3 separate regions of the Homo sapiens genome follow, and regions 2 and 3 are each linked to region 1. Evidence: read pairs that join two places in POLR2A ChIA-PET (ENCODE). Cell type or tissue: A673. All regions are shown on one strand. Links, peaks and the distances in the headings refer to the core of each region. The heading gives the core; the rest is flanking DNA.

Region 1 (7,490 bases), core at 1,341-6,340:
TGCAGGAGCCCTTGGGAGGCCTGGTGCACTCTTTCAACAGTGAGAGGACTACCACGTGTGTGCTAATATGCTCTACCGTGTACCTGTGTGCCATTCCATGGGGTGAAATGGAATGGGGAAAATTAGCGCCTCCTCCAGTTTTAGCCTCTGGCTTATACTTTGCAATGAATGATTAAAGGTTTGATTCTTTTTGTCTTGTTTTGTTTTGTGTTTTGATTGTTGTTTTAATCAGCTGCTCCAACAACTGGTAGTTTAGGTCTATCGAGCTCACCTGAGCTTCTGAAACTTATTATCTGAATAATTCAAGTCTTTATTCAAATGTCCCTTCCTAATATAGTTTTCACTGACTAAAACATTTAAAATTATTATTTCCACCCAAAATTTCCTATATTTCTACCCTGCTTTGCTTTTCTCCATAACATTTGTCCCTATGGGATGCACTATATATTTTATGTACTTATTTTTTAATTCCCGATTTCCTCCCACTTAAGTATGAGATTTTAAGAGGTTAAGAGTTTTGGTTCTGGCACTCTCTTATCCCTTAAATTTGAGAACAGTACCTGGTGTATAGTAATTGTTCAATAAAATTTTGTTGAATTTTGTCTGAAAGGGGCAGAGTGAAAAGCAGTTTGCAGAGTTACAACTGTGTATCATTCTCAGCCTACCAGTAGTTGCAAAACCTGACCTTGGTTACTCTTTTCCTATCGTAAGGCCTCTTACGGGTTCCAAACCATACTTAGAATATAAGTTAAATGACTCATTAGGTCTTTTATCTACTGATGGGAAGAAAGGGGATAGTGTGGGGGGTTGAGGGGGCAAGAGGATCTGAATTGACTTAGAGTATAAGACAATCTCAGGGAATCTGTACAAGTTAAAAGTGGTTATATAAGGAAGGTACAGTTTAGTGTTGCAATATCTTCAGCTGATAAGTTGAGATCAACTGAGAATATCAAGTTTGCTTAAAGGCCATTGTTCTATCTTAAACACATTATGTTACATTTTGAGAAATGGGGATAATGATATTGTTTTGTATTCATAATCCAACTTGGCAGTAGATCATTCCTCAAGTGATAATCACCTCAAAAATAGGCATTAATAACATATATTAACTTTTGATTCTTACGTGTATTTACAAATTATAGTTTAAAAAGCTATGAGGTGATACAAGAATTTAAGATAGAGTCAATCATAGAAACTTATCTTTTAAAATTTATAAGCTTACATAGCTCTCTAAATATGCTTCTTTCATTTAATTTCTTCTATATCACATAGCTGTTTTATTCAAAAGTGTTCAACAACTTTCAAATCACACTTTCAAACAGAATATAATCATTCTAGTTTGATAAAACATTCTTCTTCAGTGCTAGGAGACTTCTGTATCTATTTTAGTTACAAGGCCATTTATGTTCTCTCCAAGTTAGAAGCAATGTAGATCTGTCTCTGTGGCAGGAATTATCTCCCTTACTTTTCCCAAAATTAATTTAATCAACTATTTAAAAATATTTATTGAATATTAGTTATTTTCTGGGTGTTATCTTAGGCATCAGTGGTGAACAATACAAAACCCAAAGGGATATACAGACAAACAAGCAAATAACTCATTTAATTTCAGATATTGTGTGAATTTATAACATATATAAATAGATAAAGGGAGTGTGTGGTGTTATAGATTCTAGAGTGTATTGGTTCCTAGAGTTTTCATACTGTTGACAGGAGGATTAATATCTATTATCTAAATATGAGTATCTATATCTATATACATGTTTTGGGAGGTAGAGAGAGAGATTAGAGAAGAATAGTCAGCAAGAGCCTTTGTGTATATGTGACATTGCTGCAGGCCTATTTGAGAAACAGGAGTGAATCATAGAAAGAATGAGACATGAAAAAATCTTGCTTGGACAAGATTATTCCAAGTAGAAAGAAAAAAGAAATGAGAAGAAAAGAAAATATGAATCCCACAGGTGAAAGGAAATAGTATAGTTATTATAGTCTGAATGCTTGGGTTCCTTTAATATTCGTATGTTGAGATCTAATCACAAAAATGATAATATTAGCAGGTGGGGCCTTGGAGATATGATTAGATCATGGAGACTCTGCCCTTATGAATGGGATTAGAGCCTTATAAAAGTAGCCCCAGAGAGCTGCCTAGCTTCTTTTACCATGTGAGCACACAGCTAGAAGGTCCCATCTATGAACTACAAAATGACCCTCCCCAGACACTGAATCTGCTTGAACTTGGATTTCCCACTTTCTAGAACTGTGATAAGTAAGTTCCTATTGTTTAAAAGCTACCGAGCCCACGATATTTTCTTATAGCAGGCCAAAGAGCCAGGAAGATATTTATAACATATAGATGACTGTGATTAAAGATAGGTGAGCAAAACAAAGAATACTAGTAGTTGAAGTGGGTTCTGTTTAGAAAGATATAATTTACAAAAAAAAGGTTGAAGAAATGTTCACACACGTTATGTAGGACCTCATAATTTTAAAAATAATTTTAGTTTTGTTTTAAAGGTAATAGGAAACCATTGAAGAGTTTTATGAAAGAGGGTGATGTTATTTTATTTATCTTGATTGCTATGTGAAAACAGCTTAGAGGATGAGAATGGAAACAGGAGGAACAGTTAATATTTCTATATCCCAGAAAAGAAATGATGGGGATTGAAAAAGGGTATGCATAGTAAAGATAATGAGAAGTAGTTAGAGTTAGGGTTTGTTTTGACTATAACTGATAGGAATTGTTAGTATATTTTTGGTGATAACTAAGGATAAGAAAATAAAATAAAATGATGTCTAAGTTTTTTGGTTTCTATGGGATATGCAAATTCTGCTTGGGCTTTGTTAAGTTTGAGGTGCATATTATACATCCATCCCCTGATAAAGCAGACAAGGAGGTTGGATATGCAAATGTGGATCTCAAGGGAGGAGTGGGAACCACAGAAATAAGTGTATGAGTTATCAGTCTTGTTTGTGACATTTAGGAGGCTATGACTAGGTAAAATCACTGGCAGAAACTGTGGAAAGAGCTCCAGGACTGAGCCTTGGGGACACTCAAATATAAAGAGGAGGAAAAATTAGAAAAATCCAGCAAACAAGGCTAAAAGGATAAGCCAAAAACATGGAAGGTAATCTAGAAGTGTGATATGTAGGAGATCAAGTGTAAAACATTTCAATGAAGGAGTAGTCATTTGTACCAAAAGTAGCTGAGAAATTGAATAAGATAAGATAGAACTGAATGAAAGTTAAAAAACTAGCATGCATCTGAGCAATTATTTAATCAGTTTAAAAAGGAGATTTCCTTCATTTTTCTTTATGTTTGATTGTACACTGATTTAGAATAAAATCATACACATTGTCTGGCAATAGAAATCCAGTCATTTACACACTGTGAACTTTCACCAGTCATCTTCTCTGTTAGGTACGTGTTCTGAAGGAAATTTGAATTTTAATTTATAAAATTAATACTAAAACATAACCCCAAATTAAATAATCTATACTTTTGCCTGTTTCTCAGATATTTCTTGAATCAAGATCTACAGAAGCATGATACTATTTAAGTAAACAAAGAACAGCAATAAGATAATTACACAAAAGACTGCAAAGAAAAAAGGAGATGCGAGCAATGCAGAAAAACTCATAAATAAGCACTTGCATACAAAGGAAATTTTATATCTGCAAGAGCGTATTGTTTTACTCCAAAGTAAAGTTCATGCTATCACTCAGCATGAAGCACAGTTGTTATTATATTGAAACTGGTGGTGTGTGGTGCCAATCTTGCGGTAGTAACATTAAAATACATAGTCTAAGCAAATGAATGAGACTCAGGAAACAGCTCAAGAACATAATTGGGCATATTAGAGTATAACATCCTTCCTTCCTTCCTTCCTTCCTTCCTTCCTTCCTTCCTTCCTTCCTTCCTTCCTTCCTCCCTCCCTCCCTCCCTCCCTCTTTCTTTCCTCTCTCTCTCTTTCTCATCTCAAATGAGGTAGCAAGCTAAATCTTTGGCCTAGGTCCAGATTTGATCCTCAAATAGTTTTATATTCCTTATATCTATAGCAGCTGCTCATCCTCTCTACATTATGCTTCTTCCACTTTGCGTAGGGTGGGCTGTATCAAAGTATCCAGCTTTGTACTGAGGCTTTCTGCAGTTACAAATTAAGACAGAATGTGTCTGGAAAGTATCAGAGCACACATTCTGCTCTCAGTACTGTCTCTGCATGCTTTTAAAGTTTGCAGCATCAACTCTCAGAACTACTGACTGCATCTTGCTGAGAATTTTCTAACGCTGAAATTTATAGATGACCATGTGTGGCTCCCATTGCTAGTCAATTGCAAATTAGAACAACTAAGATATATCTCAACATTGAGTTTGTTTTGTTATTTGCTAACTGAAGTTGACCTTTACATTCCGTGAATACATTGTTTATGCATTTTATTTTCCACCTTTAAAAAATATCTGGTGAAATAATCAATTCAATAATTATTTTCTTACGGCAATAAAGCTGAATAAATATTCAGTATTTGCTAACTACAAGCATGGTTTTCTTTTACTTATTTTTTTTTAATTCTATATCTATCTCTGGGAAGAAATATTTCCAATTTTGGGTAGAGGAGTGACTCAGGTTAATTTCATGCAAACCATTTCCTCCTTTTATCCCCATATATCAGTCCTAAATTAATACAATAGGTGCTCTGCAGCCAGCGTGGTTGCACATTGATCTTGGCCAGCTTGTTTACAGTGTTTTGGCAAGTTGCTGATGTACTTCTCCCTGGGGATAGAGCAGGGGTTAATTGCTGTTAAACTCTCAGTGCCAAGTAATGGTTCAGCCTCTCTGCTACATTAAAGATGACACTAATAAGGAAAGAGAGCAGTGGATTGCTCTATGTTGAAAATTGGACTAGTGGTGACAGAAACTTGGAGCAGAGCTGATGTAATAGGAAGACCATAATGTAATTATAACTGCTGAACATGTGTCATACCAAGTTAAATGATACATTAATGAATCAAAACAGGTGATGAAGTGTTGCTCTTACAGCGGATAGAGGTGCTTTCAAGGTTAGATTGCCATAATTTAATAATCTGTAATATGGATATTCTTCAAATCACAAATAAAATCAACCTTAATGCTTCAATACAGTATTGCTCCTTGAGTTTCAAATAGATAAGATAAAAGAAACAAAGCAAAAGTGAGCAGAGTTCAATGCAACTCATTCTGTGTTTAATTTTGTAAGAGCAGGTTTTACATCGTAAGGTGAGTGGTTGCCCAAGGCCTTCTTCTTGTCCCAGTAGACTACTTGATCATTTTAATCCACAGCTAGCCAGCCAGTAACTCGCAAGGGAGCATAGACCTTTAGAAGCAAACAATTACTTTTTTTAAAACAAGTCATTATATATTATCTATAAATAATATTTTAACAAGGTTAATTCTAAATTCACAATAGGTAGAATATAGTACGGTTCCCGAAATCTTCTAATCTGCTATCCTGTAATTTTTTTCTAAGAATTTACAAATCTTTCAAACTTATTTTCTTTCAGATTTTTAAATTAATTTTAAAAGTCATAAATGATAACAGATCTATTATTCAGTGTCCATGATTTTTAATTTTTTATCTTAATTTAAAAAAATACCACTGTCATGATTGTACTGAGTTTATTTAGCATTGTTAGGAGATAAAATAATATATTTTTAGTTGTACTTGGCATTTAAGATCTCATATTAGATTTATTTTAAACAAGTATTAATCTTATCTTTATTTTTTTAAATATCCTGGAACCTCAGTATACTATTCTATTGGCACCTATGATATATTTATATATGTACACATATTTATCCGTATATATATACATATATATACATATATAAGAAATATAAGCAATTTATTAACAGAAAAATTTTTATATGTTGGACCCACCCTATGTTGATTTCCATCATGTAATGTACAATTTAATGTTAATTTTGCCATACATTATACTTTCTAGTGACAAGTAGCTATTGTTGTTTCACGGTATTTTACCAAATGATTGAATCCATTTCTAAAGGTTGATTAGTTTTCACAAAGAGCTACTATTGTAAGAAACTAGAAAATAGATGGATGAATTAAAAAGTAAAATAATCATGGCATATCTACCTTGAATATATTAGGTATAAAATTTGTTTTTACACTAGACCTCCAGTTTTTATTTAATATTTGTGTATACTCTCAAGCAGGTTTGAATACTATTTGTTTTACTATCATTGACATTAATAAGAACACATGCTATCACTTGTCTTTTATTAATTAATTAATTAATTAATTTATTTACTTATTTATTTTTCTGAGACGGAGTCTCACTCTGTCACCCAGGCTGGAGTGGCACGCGATCTGTGCTCACTGCAACCTCCAGCGCCCGGGTTCACGCCATTCTCCTGCCTCAGCCTCCCGAGTAGCTGGGACTACAGGCGCCGGCCACAATGCCTGGCTAATTTTTTGTATTTTTTAGTGGAGACGGGCTTTCACCATGTTAGCCAGGATGGTCTCCATCTCCTGACCTCGTGATCTGCCCGCCTCAGCCTCCCGAAGTGCTGGGATTACAGGCGTGAGCCACCGCGCCTGGCCCACTTCTCTATTATTAAGAAAAAATAATTTTGTAAGAAATAATTTTAATCATTTTAATATATAGCCAGCCAGCCTGTAACTGCCATGGGAACATAGAACCTTAAAAGCAAAAACAAAACAAAACCTAGTTTCTTTAATGTTGGCATTGAATTTTATTTGCACACATCTTCCCTACTAAGGAAAGAGAGGAAAGCATAATTTGTATCTGCTGGGTTAACTTCTCAAGGTCCCATGTTTCATGTAAAAGATTATTTTCCTGTTTAGTCTTAGGTGATATTGGGTGAGTATATGGAAGATAATCTTGAACTAGAGGGAAGGGACTATGGCTGATGGTTTCTTGAGTGTCACACTCCATGACTTACTTTTTCTTGCACTCTGTTGGGAATGTGTGCATGTTGCTCTTATGGAAGCTGTACATTCATTCATAATGTCCAGCCTCAGTGAAAGCCTCCCACCCAAGCTTGACACTAAAGAAGCAGAATCAACCTCTTAAATGTTCACAGAAATTGGAAAACAAGAGCATCAGCAGTGTCCTCTGTGAAATGACAGCTGGAGACCTCTACCTTGAATATTCTAGAAAGTCCATGACCCTCAAAGATCTTGCACTAACTTATGGTGTGCTAAGTCTCCCTAGAAAACATCTGAAATGAAAGTTTTTGTTAGCTGGGTAAACAGGAGCTCAGAGAAGTGTTATCTTAGCAGATATAAGTGAGGCACATTGTACACTTGCAACTGAGAGGTGAAACCCATTCCCACCGTATATTGAGTTCTAATTTTATACCAGGAATTATCCTAAATACTGAATCTATATTATCTCATTTAATCTTTAAAGGCGAACAGCATGTTTCCAGATTGCAGATATAAAATTGAAGTCCAGAGAGATTAAATATGTT
Region 2 (7,490 bases), core at 1,100-6,099, 1.3 Mb before region 1:
GACGTTAACTTATAATGCTTGCCTTGTTTTCTTTGACATTGATACCACGGTAAGTCACAAAATGGGGAGCAAAATGTTAGCATGTTAATGAGAGGAATTCGTCTGCATAACTGTGTGAGTGAATAAGGTCCTGCCTCTTCATCTTATCACAATCGCTAACATGTATTTATGGAATTCTCATGATCAGGGCACCGAGGAAATTACACCAATGATGAGCTATAGTGCCCTTCCTTACGGAACTTACATCTGGTTGGGGAAAAGAGTCACAGTCACTTGAAAAGTTAACTACATTTCAAGGTAATTTTGCCATAAGTGATGAAAGTGGCATAAAAAATCAGACAGATGATTGATCACTTACAACTGGAGCGGTGAAGAGAGATTTCATATAGTTTTTACATTGCCTTTGTGTAGTTATTTATTTCCCTTTTCCAATAGAGTAGGCACTGCCATATTCATCTTCAACCCCTACCGTATTTCCTGGTACATGACAAGCACTTAATAACCATCACTGAATGAATAGACTAATGAATAAGCGAATAAACAAATCAAGTTAGACTTGAACAGGTGAAAGGGATAGAAATTCATTACAGTAGGGTTATGGTCACATAAAAATAAGGAATAAAGGAGAAGATAAAATAAAATCGCATTCACTGAGTATTTACATGCCAGATATTATATTATATTATATTATATTATATTATATTATATTATATACGATTTTACCTATATTATTAACTCACTTAATTGTTACAGCAACCCTGCAAAACAGGTATAAATATCCACCACCATAAAGGAATTAAAAAAGGAATTCCAGAGAGATTAGCTAACTTGCTCACACAGTGAATAAATGTCAGCAGTGGGACTGGAGCCTCTAGGCACAAGGCTTGGCCTAGGGCAGTGAAGAGGTGGGTTTCCACATCCTCCCTTCCAGGGATATGGCTGTCTTTAGCTTGACTGCAGTACATTATGTTTCTCTACCTTTAGTGTCCTGTAACTACTAGTTACATCTCAGAACACAGTTGAGTTGATGGCCTGAGTCCCCACTGCCCAAGACATCAAGTTGAGACTTTGGTATGACCCCTGCTTGTCTCTCCAGACGTATTCTCAGCTATCTTCATTAATTGATATCCATGCTACAGCTTTCCCGAACTCTGCTGGCTCACTTGCCCTGCTCCTCTTTCCCTCATGCAATTCTCTGTTCCCAAATGCTCTTCCTCATCTTGGCATTTATTCAGCTTTCAAAATATCACTCCATGGCTACTTCCTCTTTTCCTAATTTGTAAATGATAATGGTTGCATAAATTGATGTTTTGTCTTCCTAAGGCTCCATCATATTCTCTTTTTTCCCAAATAGTGATGCTGATGGATTCGTCTTTCTCCTCCCCTAAAGAGGACTTGGCCAAAGTGCAGTTTAATATTTCTTTATCTTTTATTTAAAAAAATTATTTGTTGATTGATATGGTTTGGCTGTGTCCCCATACAAATCTCAACTTGAATTGTATCTCCCAGAATTTCCACGTGTTGTAGGAGGGACCCAAGGGGAGGCAATTCTCTCGCCTGTCTTTCTCATGCTATTCTCGTGATAGTGAATAAGTCTCACGAGATCTGATGAGTTTATCAGGGGTTTCCACTTTTGTTTCTTCCCCATTTTTCTCTTGACACTGCCATATAAGAAGTTGCTTTTGCCTCCCGCCATGATTCTGAGACCTCCCAGCCATGTGGAACTGTAAGTCCAATTAAACCTCTTTTTCTTCCCCGTCTCAGGTATGTCTTTATCAGCAGTGTGTAAACGGACTAATACATTGATTAATTTTTTTAAAAAAATATAAAGACGAGGTCTCAGTATGTTGCCTAGGCTGGTCTCAAATTCCTGGTCAAATCAGAGACAGTGCTGGGATTACAGGCGTGAGCTACTGTGGCTGGCCCAGTTTAATACCTCTACAGCTACAAGTGGCCTCTCTACTTCAATATTGTGAAACACCAGGGAAATTTGGACACTTGCCCCAAGGCTATGATTCTGAAATTTTGTTCCTTTGGTAACTATGGAACCTCTTCCCCTCATCCCATGAGATAAAGAGAAAGGAGAATTGAAGTTATGCGCATATATATATATATATATATATATATATATATATATATGTATGTACTTTATGTATATATATGTGTGTGTATATATATATATGCACTTTATTCAGAGCCCATACAATTTTTCAGTTTCGTAAAGTTCTGGAATTCCTGAGCTCTTCTCCCTACATCCTATCCTGTGTCTGCTTACATTTTTATCCATTTTGGGAGTGTCTGCTAAGCTACTTGAGAGGAACAGAAAGGAAGCTTCTGCAGGTTCTGCCCAGGGGTGGTGGCCAGAGTGCAGCTGTGCCGGCCCCCTGGAGCCTGAGAGGCTGGGAGGGAAATGCTGGTGCCCTGAGAGAGGCTTTTTCTCAGGAACAGCGTGAAACGACACCCTTGTCTAGCTCCAGGGATTAATTAGCACTGCTTTGAAATAAATCCTTTACAAGAATTTTACTTCTCTGCAACAGGAAGCTATTTTTGAATTTGGATCAATTTACTATTATTAAATGAGACTAAGGATGGTCTTCTTCCATAGTCCTCTTATTCTGAATATAGCTAATGACTTCAAAGCCATGCATTAATACCATCCTTACTTTCATAGTGGTCAGGCCTTGCCTCTAGGTCCTGGGTGAAGAAGGGAGTGCTTATGGTTTGAGTATTTGTCCCCTCCAAATCTCATGTTGAAATTTGATCTCCAGTGTTGGAGATGGGGTCTAGTGGGAGGTGTTTGGCTCAGGAGGCGGATCCCTCACGAACGGCTTGGTGCCGTTCACGTGGTAGTAAGTGAGCTCTTGCTGTTTGTTCCCGGGACAGTGGGTTGTTAAAAAGAATCTGGCACCTCCCCTGCCCTTGCTTTCCTCTCTTGTCATGTGATCTCTCACACACTGGCTCCCCTTTATCTTCTGCTATGAGTGGAAACAGCCTGAAGCCCTTATTAGAAGCAGATGCTGGTGCTGTGGTTTAGCTTGCAGAATTGTAAGTCAAGTAAACCTCTTTTCTTTATAAATTACCCAGCCTTGGGTATTCCTTTATAGCAATACAGACTAAGACAGGTGGCAACTATGGTCTTTGCTACAGACTGGGCCTGGAGTTAAGTATTTGTGGTGCTGATGGGGGAAACTGAAGCTGCTACATAGTTTAACCTGCCTCAAGTTCAAGGATGTTTGGGGGCGGCCCTGTTTGCACTCACCGAGATAGGCCAGCAGGGGAAGGAGAATTGTTTCAAGAGCTCATAGGAGACTCTTTGCGGATCCCCTACTCTATAATTAGATGGCAGCTGGAAGAGAGAAGAAATTACCTATGGACTATGGGCACACCCATAGTCCACCAAGAGGGGATTCCCAGCTCGTGCACTCCGTCTCCAGATCTTCCAACTCTCCCTCATGAGTGCTCAGAAACTCCCTAGGGAGCCCTTAACCTGCAGCTTTCCTGTCATCTTGCTCTAGCAAAGTGGTATCAGAGAACATTTGTTTCTGACTTCTTGTACTTCATTAATTTTTACAAAATCTGATAAAATTTCTACTGCTTATCAAAGAGAACAAATGTTGTCTTCCAACAGGCACAAAGGCCAAATCAGGATGTGAAGTTAAAACACGTGTCAAAATTACATCTTTACGTGTTCATTTATACAGTTGTCAAGAATCTACACCTATTCCTAAAATCTCTGTGTACTGATAACAATTAGTAGCCATAAATAACCTAAATAAGTAGCCAAACTTTTTGCTAAAGGTTCAAATTTTGTTTTGTTTTGTTTCTTTTTGAGTTTGGAAAATTGAGGGACACTGGAAGCCCCTTTTCTATATAGAATATATTCCCTAAATTACAGAAGTGCAGTGAGTAAAGATAACTTGTACTATCCAGGTTTGCAGGAAGGATTAAAGAAATAAAAGTAAAAACTCAACATCATTTTGGCTACGTATTTGTTTATATTTAAGATTATTTATTTAGGATGTGTTCTTACATATGAACTTGTATACAAGTAGATTAAAAAATTGATAAATATTGCCAGATTGCTTTTACGAAAGGTAGAAACAATTTATACAAGAAAATCTTATTTTACTTAATACTGGATTTTATTATTAAACAATTATTTAAAGCCAGTGAAATTTATATTTGGAACTTTGAATTCCAAGAGTTCTATTGAACTTCTGTAGAAATGCAAAACAACAGCTTTAACATTTGCTAGGGCAAAGTTTTAATATTACGCGTAAATCACAGCACAGTTCGATGTACTCGAGTTCAATTTATTTTAACACACTTATTGAGTCTCTTCCATGTTCAAGGGACTGCACTATGCCTGGAGGCAAAAAGGTGGATAAAATGTGGTCCCCTACTCGGAAGCAGTTCCTAATAGTGTGGAGGACACCAGCATGTAAATCAATGATGAGAAAAAAGCTAAAGAATGATAAAAATAACAATAATAATCAACATTATAAAGTGAGAAGTATGTTCCACAGTCCAAGCATTATGTCTTAACATGCAGAAATGTAAAACACCCCTGGAGAATTAAATCCCAACACATGTTCTATGTATTTATGCAAAAAAGTGAATGATGTGGAATGATTGCAAACACAGGAAGTATGATTTTTTTTTTCAACTGTCTCAAGAGTATGAAACCCGATTGTTACAAAGACATCAGGAAGTCCATCTTGAATTGCTATCTAAAGCCCCTGCCTCATTCTTCTGATGCAATCTCAAGTAGATATCAAGTTAAAGAAACCATTTAGCACAGAGAAGAAATGTCACAGAAAAATCTTGAAATGTTACTGATTTTTTAAGAATGGCATAAATATCATCTGTAACATTTATCCCCAGAATGGAAGTGAATGAAGGATTACTCAGAACATATGAGAATGTCATCATTATGCAGCATTGAACAACATGGAGTGAATAAGCAGGAGACAGTAAACTTTAGTCAAAAGGGGACTCTGTTCACCACTGGGTTCCTAAGGCTTTGCATTCAATAAGTGTTGATTGAATCAGTAACAATGTTGTGATAATAGTAATGTGTTGCAGCTTTTCACATAAATTGAATTTTGATATGCATAGAAAATATTTTAAAGGCCAAATTTCTAGATTTCTTTGAAAGTTTGAAGCAAAACTCTTCTTCAGAACATAGGCTCAAAAGGTAGAGCAAAGTGAAATGCAAGCTTCTAGAGACAAAGTATGCTTGACACATAGATTGACTGAAGAGAAGCAAAATGGTTGAATTGCTCTTGGTAGTGGGTCACTGTCTAGATCTTCCTTCAGGATGGAGGCACTCATTCCAAACACCTGGGAAATAGGTGGTTGACAGCATGGACCTGAATGACTGTCTGGGAATTACCCTCAAAGGAAGAGATCTACTTGGCCCAAAGTAGCTCACACTCCTTTCCCTAGAGCAGCCCTCATCTATGACTGGTTGTTGGGGCCCCAAACAAATTGTGTGTAATAAAGTCCCATGCTCCTTGCCTCAAGGTGGGACAACTCTGAATACTTATTCCAGCTCCAGGACTTTCATGGGACTGTCTGAGGTCTGTCTGCATCGCAATTGCATTCTTTCACTGGCGTAAGCCGTCTTCCTTCACTTCCTCACAGATGGTCCCATGAGCACTCCCCAATAAGCTTCATGCGTGCAGCTCTCTGTCCCAGAGTTGGCGTGCTGGGGAGTCTGACCAGCGATGTTCTATGTCACTTATTATTTCTAAATAAAGAAGAGGGAGCTCTTCTAAAAGCTAAAACATCCCAGGGAGAACTGGGTTTGGGCCTTGGTTCAAGCTCAGTGCTAGGCACCCATGTATTCCAAAAAATGTAAAGTGGTAATCAGAGAATCAGAGAGATTTTCTTAGAATGTCTTAATTTTGAAGCTCTGTTTTCTAGCATTTAGCTACTTCTTATTATGTTAGAATATTACAAAATATTTTCAGTTTGATTTTAAGTGTAGCTAATATTTATTTAGCATGTATTTGTTTACTATTTATGTAAAATGAAACATAGTTACAGAAAAATAACACGGAACTGTGTAGATTAATGAGCGAGGCATTTGTTGAAATAATTACCCATCTTTAGAAATAGAACTTTTCTGGCTACCCAAGGAGCCCGTTCCAGTTTCAGCACTTCTCTTTCACTTCAAAGTAACCACTATCCTAATTCTATAATAAGCATTTTTTGGCAGTTCTTTATAGTTTCATCAAAATTGTGTATCCCTAGCCACTATAATTTTGTCTTGCCTATTTTTCAAATTTTAGGACTTCTAAATATTTTTAAATCTGCAGATCCTCCCTCTATCCCTTTCTTTTCCTCACAAATTATTTATTGAAGAACCTGAGGGATATTCACTGAAGAACCTGAGGGATTTGATCTGCAAAATTTCTTATAGCCTGTGTTTTTCCTTTTAACACTTTTCTTTGTCCTCTGTATTTCTACAAATTGGCAGCTGGATTCAGAGTCGTGTTGATCCCTTCTGAAAGATGAAATTTCAATCCCCATTCGATCCACTTAGATATCTTCACTGAAGCTTAAATTGTCCTGCATTTGGCTAGTGGGAGCTTCTTCAGGTTGGCTTTCGAGTTATTTTATTTATTTATTTGTTAGTTTGTTTATTTATTTATCTTTGAGATGGAGTCTTGCTCTGTTGCCCAGGCTGGAGTGCAGTGGTGCAATCTCAGCTCACTGCAACCTCTGCCTCCCGTGTTCAAGCGATTCTCCTGCCTCAGTCTCCCGAGAAGCTGGGATTATAGGCACCTGCCACCATGCCTGGCTAATTTTTGTATATTTAATAGAGATGGCATTTCGCCATGTTGGCCAGGCTGGTCTTGAACTCCTGACCTCAACTGACCCACCCGCTTTGCCTTCCCAAAGTGCTGAGATTACGCGCGTTAGCCACCATGCCATCAAGTTCTTTTAACATGACTGATAATTTTGTTTTGCTATTTGGCATGACAAGGTTTTCCAGGTGCAACTCGTACATTTCTTACCGTAGACATGGAAATAGCCACTTCTTCAAGAACAGTTGGTTGTTGTTTTGGGGGGAAATGTTACTTTAAAGCCACAACCTCTTTGCTAGAGATGGTTGTTGTTTCTAAGCATCTTCAGTGGACAAAGTTATTCCATGAGTTCACACTGATAGTTTTAATTTAAATTCCAGAGCACAGTTTTTTTTTTTTTTAACTTCTGCATTGCATCTGTATTTCCTTTCTTGCATACCAAAATCTTAGTTCCCAAGGACACAGGGGATCATAGAATCAGAACATTGCATAATTAATCATTTACCCAATTCTAATATTACATACCCAAACAATACTAATAGATCACTGGCAATATAATTACTGAAAATAACTAAATTGTTTTTGCATATACTTTCCTCATTCTCCCCATTAAGTGTTATAGGTGTGCTATATCTATATTATCTAAACATGTAGCTTTTAATACTATACTTTCCC
Region 3 (7,490 bases), core at 1,465-6,464, 420 kb before region 1:
ATTTCCTCTCCTTATGCACCAAATTTTTCCTTAAAATCATGTGGAAATTAATATGAACACAAAATTTCGCAAAATGATATCATAACCACCAATGTGAACAAGGTATAGTCTTCTCTTCACATGACCTAGAATATGTCACATTAAACATTTTGCCATTAATACTTTATGTTTCCATTGTACTTTTTCAAAAAACTTGATGATTTCACTGTGTTCCCACACTTCTAGTCTATATTGTAATCTATATTCTCAATATATAATATATCATCTATATTCTCAAGGCCCAGTATTTTCTTTTCTTAGCAAGTGTGGGGATACAGATTCTAGTACAACTAATATCTTACTTGCAATCAGATTTTTTTGTTGTTACATTATTTTCTGCATCATTTGATGAACCAAACTACATTTTCCTATTCCTATTAAACTATTTGATGATGCTTTTTATTTTGTTGTATAATTGGGTGAGCAATCATGTGATAAACATAAGTTTGGTATGAAATCAAAGAAGCAATGCTAAAAACAATGAATATATTTTCAGGAAAGTTTTAAAGATGTTAAATCTTTTAGAAAAAAAGATGGTAGAAACAGTATTACTTCTTTGTGGTTTTTATGAACACAATGATAAAACTCTAAAAGACATCTAGTATAGTTAATGTATGATAGTTTTCTTTTATAACCTAACATTATGCTTTTTGAAATGTGTGTTAGAGGTAGAAGTTTGTGTGTTTGCTAAATTAAAAATGAGTGTGATCTGAATTGAGTTGTTGTTGTTTTTGTTGGGAAAGATTGTGGAAGTAAGACACATGGGAAGAAGTGACATATGTAATATCATACTTTTAAATGCTTCAAATTTAGGATTTTCTTTATAAAATTACACAAGACAATACTTAGTGCCATTTGGTATTTTATAAACCATCTGTCTAGAACTCTTCCATTTATACGTATATAAAATAGAACTCAGCATATCTGATGGCTGTAGATATTTGTGTACATGTGCATACATGCCCCCACCTATACAGAATTATCTGATCCTGACAACAAAGGAATACAATTATTTATTCTAATTGTACCTGTCCAATTTAGGTATCTCTCAGAAAATCCTTCAATAGTTGATAGTTAAAGGAATTCTTAACTTATTAATTGAACAAATATTTATAAGGCACCTATTATATGTCAGATATTATGTCACTTGCTGAGACCACAAAGATGAAAAAGAAAACACACACGTGTCTCCTGCTCTCATAGACTCAGAGTCTAATGAAAAAGAAAGCCATTGCGGCCAGGCGCGGTGTCTCATGCCTGTAATCCCAGCACTTTGGGAGGCCAAAGCGGGCAGATCACGAGGTCAGGAGGTTGAGACCATCCTGACCAACATGGCCGCGTCTCTACTAAAATACAAAAAATTAGCTGGACCTGGTGGTGCGCACCTATAATTCCAGCTACTCGGAAGACTGAGGCAGGGGAATCGGTTGAACCCGGGAGGTGGAGGTTGCAGTGAGCTGAGATGGCGGCACTGCACTCCAGCACGGGCAACAGAGTGAGACTCCATCAAAAAAAAAAAAAAAAAAAAAGGAAAGAAAAGAAAAAAGAAAGCCATTGCACAAATATTTGTGACAGTACTATCAAAAGAGAAATCTGAAGTATTATGGAATCATATAACAGGTCAACTAAATCTAGTGAAAATATCATATTTCTGTATAACCAAGCATTGACTATAGGCCCAGAATTATTCCCAGGTAACTCTAAATTTCAGGCAAAACAGCTTTAGTAGTCCAAGGACAGCTCTCTTAAAAATTGGGGTGTGGGCTATTGGACACAAAAGTACAAAGATCCTGGAAGGGGACACAAAGAAACAAAGCCAGAAACCTAATTTAAAGATCTCAGCAGAGCACTGACAATGTCTGCTACAGAGAGCAAACAGGATTTTTAGGTTTTTTTTTATATGGATTATATAAGTGGGTGGTTATTTATCTTGCTGAATCAGGAAATAAATAGGAAAAAGGGTGTGTTGGGCAAAAATATGTGGGTGAGATAATAATTATGTCTTAGATTAAGTTTGAAGTCTTTGTGTAATACCATTCAAAACATTCAGTAAGCAGTTATATATGTAAGTCTGAATCTCAAAAGAGGAAATCTGAATGAGTAATTATAGCAAGGTTGCAGGATACAAAGTTAATATACAAAAGCCAGTTGCTTTTTGATATACCAAAAATGAACAAGAGGGATTTGAAATTAAAACTACAATACCAGCAAGTTATTTTGTAAATAGCAACAAAATGATTCTAAAGTTTGTATGGAGAAGCAAAACATACAGAATAGCGAACACGATATTGAAAAATTAGGACAAAGTTGGAGGAATGACACTACCAGATTTCGAGATTTACAGTAAAGTCATAGCAGTCAAGGTAGTGTGGTGTTAGTAAAAGAATGGAAAAATAGATAATTGGAACAAAATACAGAGCCCAGAAATAGATCCACATAAATATAATCACCTGACCTTTGACAAAGAAGCAAAGGCAATACAATGGAGAAAAGACAGATTTTTCAACAAATGGTGCTGGAACAACTGGACATCCACATTAAGAAAATGAATATAAACACAGACCTTACCTCCTTCACAAAAATTAACTCAAATTGTATTGCAGACCTAAATACGTAAATAAATAAACCTGTAAAACTCCCAGAAGATCACATAAGAGAAAAACCTGGATGGTCTTGGGTTTGGTGGTGACTTTTTAGATGTGACACCAAAGGTATTAATATAAGCTTATCCAACCTGTGGCCCATGGGCCCCAGGCAGCCCAGGAGGGCTTTGAATGCAGCCCAGCACAAATTCGTAAACTTTTTAAAAACATTGATTTTTTTTGTGTGATTTTTTTTTTTTTTTTGGTCGTCAGCTATTGTTAGTGTATTTTATGTGTGGCCCAGGACAGTTCTTCTTCCCATGTGACCCAGGGAAGCCAAAAGATTGGACATCCTTGCATTAATCCATGATCCCAAAAAATGAGAAGTTGGACTTTATTAAAATTAAAATTTTCTACTCTGTGAAAGACACTGCCAAGATAATAAAGACAAGACACACTCTGACAGAAAATATTTACAAAAGACCTATCTGATTAAGGACTAGTATTCGAAATATAGAAAACATTCTTAAAACTCAACAGTAAGAAAAGAACTCGATTAAAATGTAGGCCAAACACCTTAAAAGATACCTCACCAAAGAAGATGTAAAGATGGCAAATAGGCATATGAAAAGATACTCCAGATCATATGTCATCAGGAAAATGCAAATGAAAACAAAAACAAGATACTACCATATACTTATTAGAATGGCCCAAATCAGAACACTTACAACACCAAATGCTAGTGAGGATGTGCAGAAACAGGTACTTTGATTCACTACTTATAGAAAAACAAAATGGTACAACCAATTTTATGTCCAACAGGACAGTTTGGCAGTTTCTTACAAAAGTAAATGTACTTTTACCGTAACATCCAGCAATGGTGCTCCTTGGTATTTACCTCCAAAAGTTGAAAACTTATGCCCACACAAAAACCTGCACACAATGTTTATAGTGTTATTTATAATTGCCAAAACATAAAAGCAACCTAGATGTTCTTCAGTAAGAGAATGCATAAATAAACTGTGGTACATGCAGACAACGGCATGTTATTCAGTGCTATAAAGAAATGATCTATCAAGGCAGGAAAACACATAAAGGAAACATAAATGCATATTACTAATTTAAAGAGGGCAAACGGTAAAGGCTACACACTACATGATTCCAACTATATGGCAACTTGGGAAAAGCAAATCTATGGAGACAGTAAAAAGATCAGTGAGTGCCAAGTGTTAGTGGGAAGTATGGGAAGGATGGATAGGTTGAGCACAGAGAAATTTTACGGCAGTGGAACTACTCTGTATGATGCTATCGTGGTGAATATATGTCATTACACGTTTGCACAAACCTATAAAATGTACAATATCAAGAGCGAGCCCTGTTGTAAACTCTGGACTCTGGATGATGATATGTCATTGTAGGTTCATGAATTGTAACAAATGTACCACTTTGTTGGAGGCTGTTAATCATTGAGGAGCTATGTATGTTTCAGAGTTGATCTATAAAGATAGTGACTGAAAACTACAGGGTGAATAAGACTGTCTAGGGAGGGTGAGTCATATGAAGAAGTGTTGAGTAATTCCAACATTAAGTGACTAGCTAAGGATAAAATAAATTACAAAAGAGACTGAAAAGGAGCACCAGAGAGTAGGAAAACCACAGGAGACTGGTCCCTGAGAAAGCAGACAGAACCTAAATGATGCAGGACTCCAAATAAAATATGGACTTAAAATTACTTATCGGATTTAGTAACAGTGTATTGTTTTGGGCCATTTTGAGCATAGTTTTAGTGAGGAAGTGCTGATATATACAAGAAAAAAGTAGAGAAGAAAATGTCATAATCAGAGTGAGTTCAGTAGTAAATGAGAGTTAAGAAAATTTAAAAAAAAATGAAGCCCATATTCTGAAATAAATGATACCAAGTTTAAAAATATGTACTTTAAGGACAAATAGTTGCATCATATGGAATAAAATCTATAGGCCCTCTTTAATTAGGAATAACTATGATAGAGTTCCTGAATTCATCCTGATCTAAGCCCAGATATCATCTTTCTTTTGTTATCTCATTTTCATATTACTAAACATAGTTCATGTTTCTGCAGTCCCCATTTTCTGGAATCACCAAAGGTAAGGCTAATTTAACTAGTTCTTCGCTTTTCTGATTATAGTTTTCATCACTTTACCACTAGACTTTCTACCTCTACCTCACTGCGTTGTTAGCATATACTTTTCTCTTGTTCTCATGTTTACCTAAATTCCTAAACACTAATGCACAAATCCAAGCAAGCAGGAACTGAAAATGAAATATGTTCTTTACGATATGTTTCTTTTAAGTACAAACACTCTCCCACATGGTGGAAAAGGGAAGAGGTAGATGGAGAAGGATACTATAGATTTCTGCAGACTCAGATGAGAAAAAATAATCTTCTGGTTAGAGTACAATGTAAAAAAAAAAAAACTTATTTATTCCAAAACCCAAATGCATTTATTGCATTTTGCTGAATTATATCACAAATGTTTTTTCTGAAAAGTAATAGCTTGTGCTCAAGAATGAGATTTGTCTGAAAACCTTGAATCTTTGCTTTTAAACTGTATGATGTCCATTAACGTAAATTGCATTTACAAGCTTACATTAATTTAGTGGTTTGCTAGCCATTTTGTGATTAGCATTTTCAACAAACAGGAAAAGAGACACTGCTTGCAGGTAGGCAGGTAGCAACCCTAGGATATGATGGCTCAATTTCAAACCAGTGTCATGCTTACCAAAAGTAGGGATAGAGAACCATAGTCAGAAGTAATTCCAATAATAAGATAACAAATAGAAATAAAACACAATGTTATTTCATGCAAGACTTTTTTAAACCACTATTTTATATATAGGAAATTATACTATGAGACATTCTTTAGTTATAAAAAAATGACACTTTTAAAATCATCATAATTATGAAGGGCTTTGTACCTTTACTCCCCTAGTACAATATGTAGTTGAGCAGCCCACCCTTTCCTTCCTTCCTTTTTCACTTCCTTCATTTCTTTCTTTCCTTCATTCTTCCTGTTTCTTTTTTTCTTTTTTTTTTTTTTTTTGAGACAGAGTCTAGCTCTGTTGCCAAGGCTGGAGTGCAGTGGCACAATCTCGGTTCACTGCAACCTCCATCTCCGGGGTTCAAGCTCTCCTGCCTCAGCCGTCTGAGTAGTTGGGACTATAGGCACGTGCCACCAGGCCCAGCTAATTTTTGTATTTTTTGAAGAGATGAGGCTTCACTACGTTGACCAGGCTGGTCTCGAACTCCTGACCTCGTGATCTGCCTGCCTCGGCTTCCTAAAGTGCTGGGATTACATACATAAGCCACCATGCCCAGCCTCCTTTTTCTTTATTTATCTGCTTTTATCTTTCCCCACTTCTCTCCTTCTCTCATATCTCCCTCCTTTTTTCTCTTTCCATTTTTCTTCCCCTTTCCTTCCTCTTGCCTGCCTGCCCTCCCTTCCTTCCTTGTTTCCTTTTTTCAACATTATCTTTTTTCATTATTGAAGTCTGCTAATTTCTGAATACCTACTATGGACTGGATGTTTGTATTCCCCCAAATTTTGTAGTTGAAGTCCTCATACCCAGTGTGATTTGGAAGTGAGGTCTTCGGGAGATAAATAGGATTAGATTAGATTATGAGAGTGAAGTCCTTATGATTAGATTAACGCCCTTATCAAAAGAAGAAGAAATCTGAGATCTCTCTCTTTCTATCTACATGCACCAAGGAAAGGCCATGCCCCTGAGTACACAGTAAGAAGATGGCTGGCAAGTCAGAAGGGCCTTCATTAGAACCTAAGTTTTTCTAGCAACTTGATCTTGGACCTCCCAGCCTCTGGAACTGTGAGAAATACATGTCAGTAATTTACCCAGTTATTAATACCCAGTCTATGGTATTAATATTTTATTATAGCAGCACAAGCAGACAAAGACAACATTTTCATAATATTGGTTACTAAATTAAATATGTGACTAGGACAAGTATGAACCACTTCATAGACGGGTAAAGTTTTTTTTTAAAATAGAATATAGAAAATAGCAATGATAAATATAATACAAATATTATAGGGGTAATATTTTTATTATTAGCATGAGAAATTGAGATTGTTAAAATACCATTATAGGCTTAACTTTCAGACTATTGAGTAGATGTCATGTTGATGGCGATCAAAAACTTTATTGACAACTGTCTACTCCTTCAGGTAGAACAGCAAAACGGTCACCCTTTGGTGAAATGTGTTAAATATTTTGGGCCAGTAGATTGCACTGATCATTTTCTCTGTAAGTTTAAACAAGCTATATTCCCCTTTCTACAAATAATATTTGTCACATAGTAATAATACTATATATTAACATGGACATCAATTATTCATCATTTTCTATGTAACAATAATTATTCTGAGAGTTTCCATATATTCTAAAAATAAGCAGACACATCTCACAAACGTTTATGCAAAGGGTTTTTTTTTTTTGAAATTACAAGCATATATAGTACAATTTCTTCTAAGTGGAGAGCGAACATGTTTACAGATTTCTAGTATCTGTAATCATTACATAAGAGAAACTTAAAAGAAAATCAAATTCCCTTGATCAGGTTCAAGGTCTTATTTACTTATTTCAAAAATGTCAGTATAACTCTACTCAGCTTTCACTGTGGTAGGCTCTAAAGCTAATTTAAGCATCAGATGTTTGTATAAAGTGCTCATTTATTTAATATAACAGAGTAAATAGGGTCTTTTGCTTTGGTAGCAGGGACAGATTCACGAACTCTGTTCTTGAATTGATCTCCAAAGCTCCATGTAACCCATGATACCTTGATAGAGCCATGAAAAGTTCAAAAATATTTTATC

Evidence for each region. Peaks named below come from ENCODE experiments on the same cell type or tissue, not always from the same donor. Only the 100,000 strongest peaks of a DNase experiment are listed, where the experiment ranks them.
Region 2: POLR2A ChIA-PET joins it to region 1 with 8 read pairs; 1 of 35 experiments calls an interaction of 5 or more read pairs at or near these places.
Region 3: POLR2A ChIA-PET joins it to region 1 with 8 read pairs; 1 of 35 experiments calls an interaction of 5 or more read pairs at or near these places.

The regions. Positions count from the first base shown.
Region 1 is chr12:17,367,902-17,375,391 of GRCh38, forward strand. No RefSeq gene overlaps it. Among named protein-coding and RNA genes, the nearest start is that of LINC02378, 220 kb to the right of the region's middle. In A673, for the core only: no CTCF peak of the experiment used is centred there; DNase peaks (open chromatin) are centred at 2,920, 3,760, 4,060 and 4,800; H3K4me3 peaks cover 275 bases; H3K27ac peaks cover 4,650 bases.
Region 2 is chr12:16,109,922-16,117,411 of GRCh38, forward strand. All of the region lies in intron 1 of LOC101928362 (a long non-coding RNA gene), which reads left to right. Among named protein-coding and RNA genes, the nearest start is that of SLC15A5, 160 kb to the right of the region's middle. In A673, for the core only: no CTCF peak of the experiment used is centred there; DNase peaks (open chromatin) are centred at 2,480, 2,880 and 3,450; H3K4me3 peaks cover 1,072 bases; H3K27ac peaks cover 3,032 bases.
Region 3 is chr12:16,951,337-16,958,826 of GRCh38, forward strand. All of the region lies in intron 2 of LOC105369677 (a long non-coding RNA gene), which reads right to left. Among named protein-coding and RNA genes, the nearest start is that of LMO3, 350 kb to the left of the region's middle. In A673, for the core only: no CTCF peak of the experiment used is centred there; a DNase peak (open chromatin) is centred at 4,185.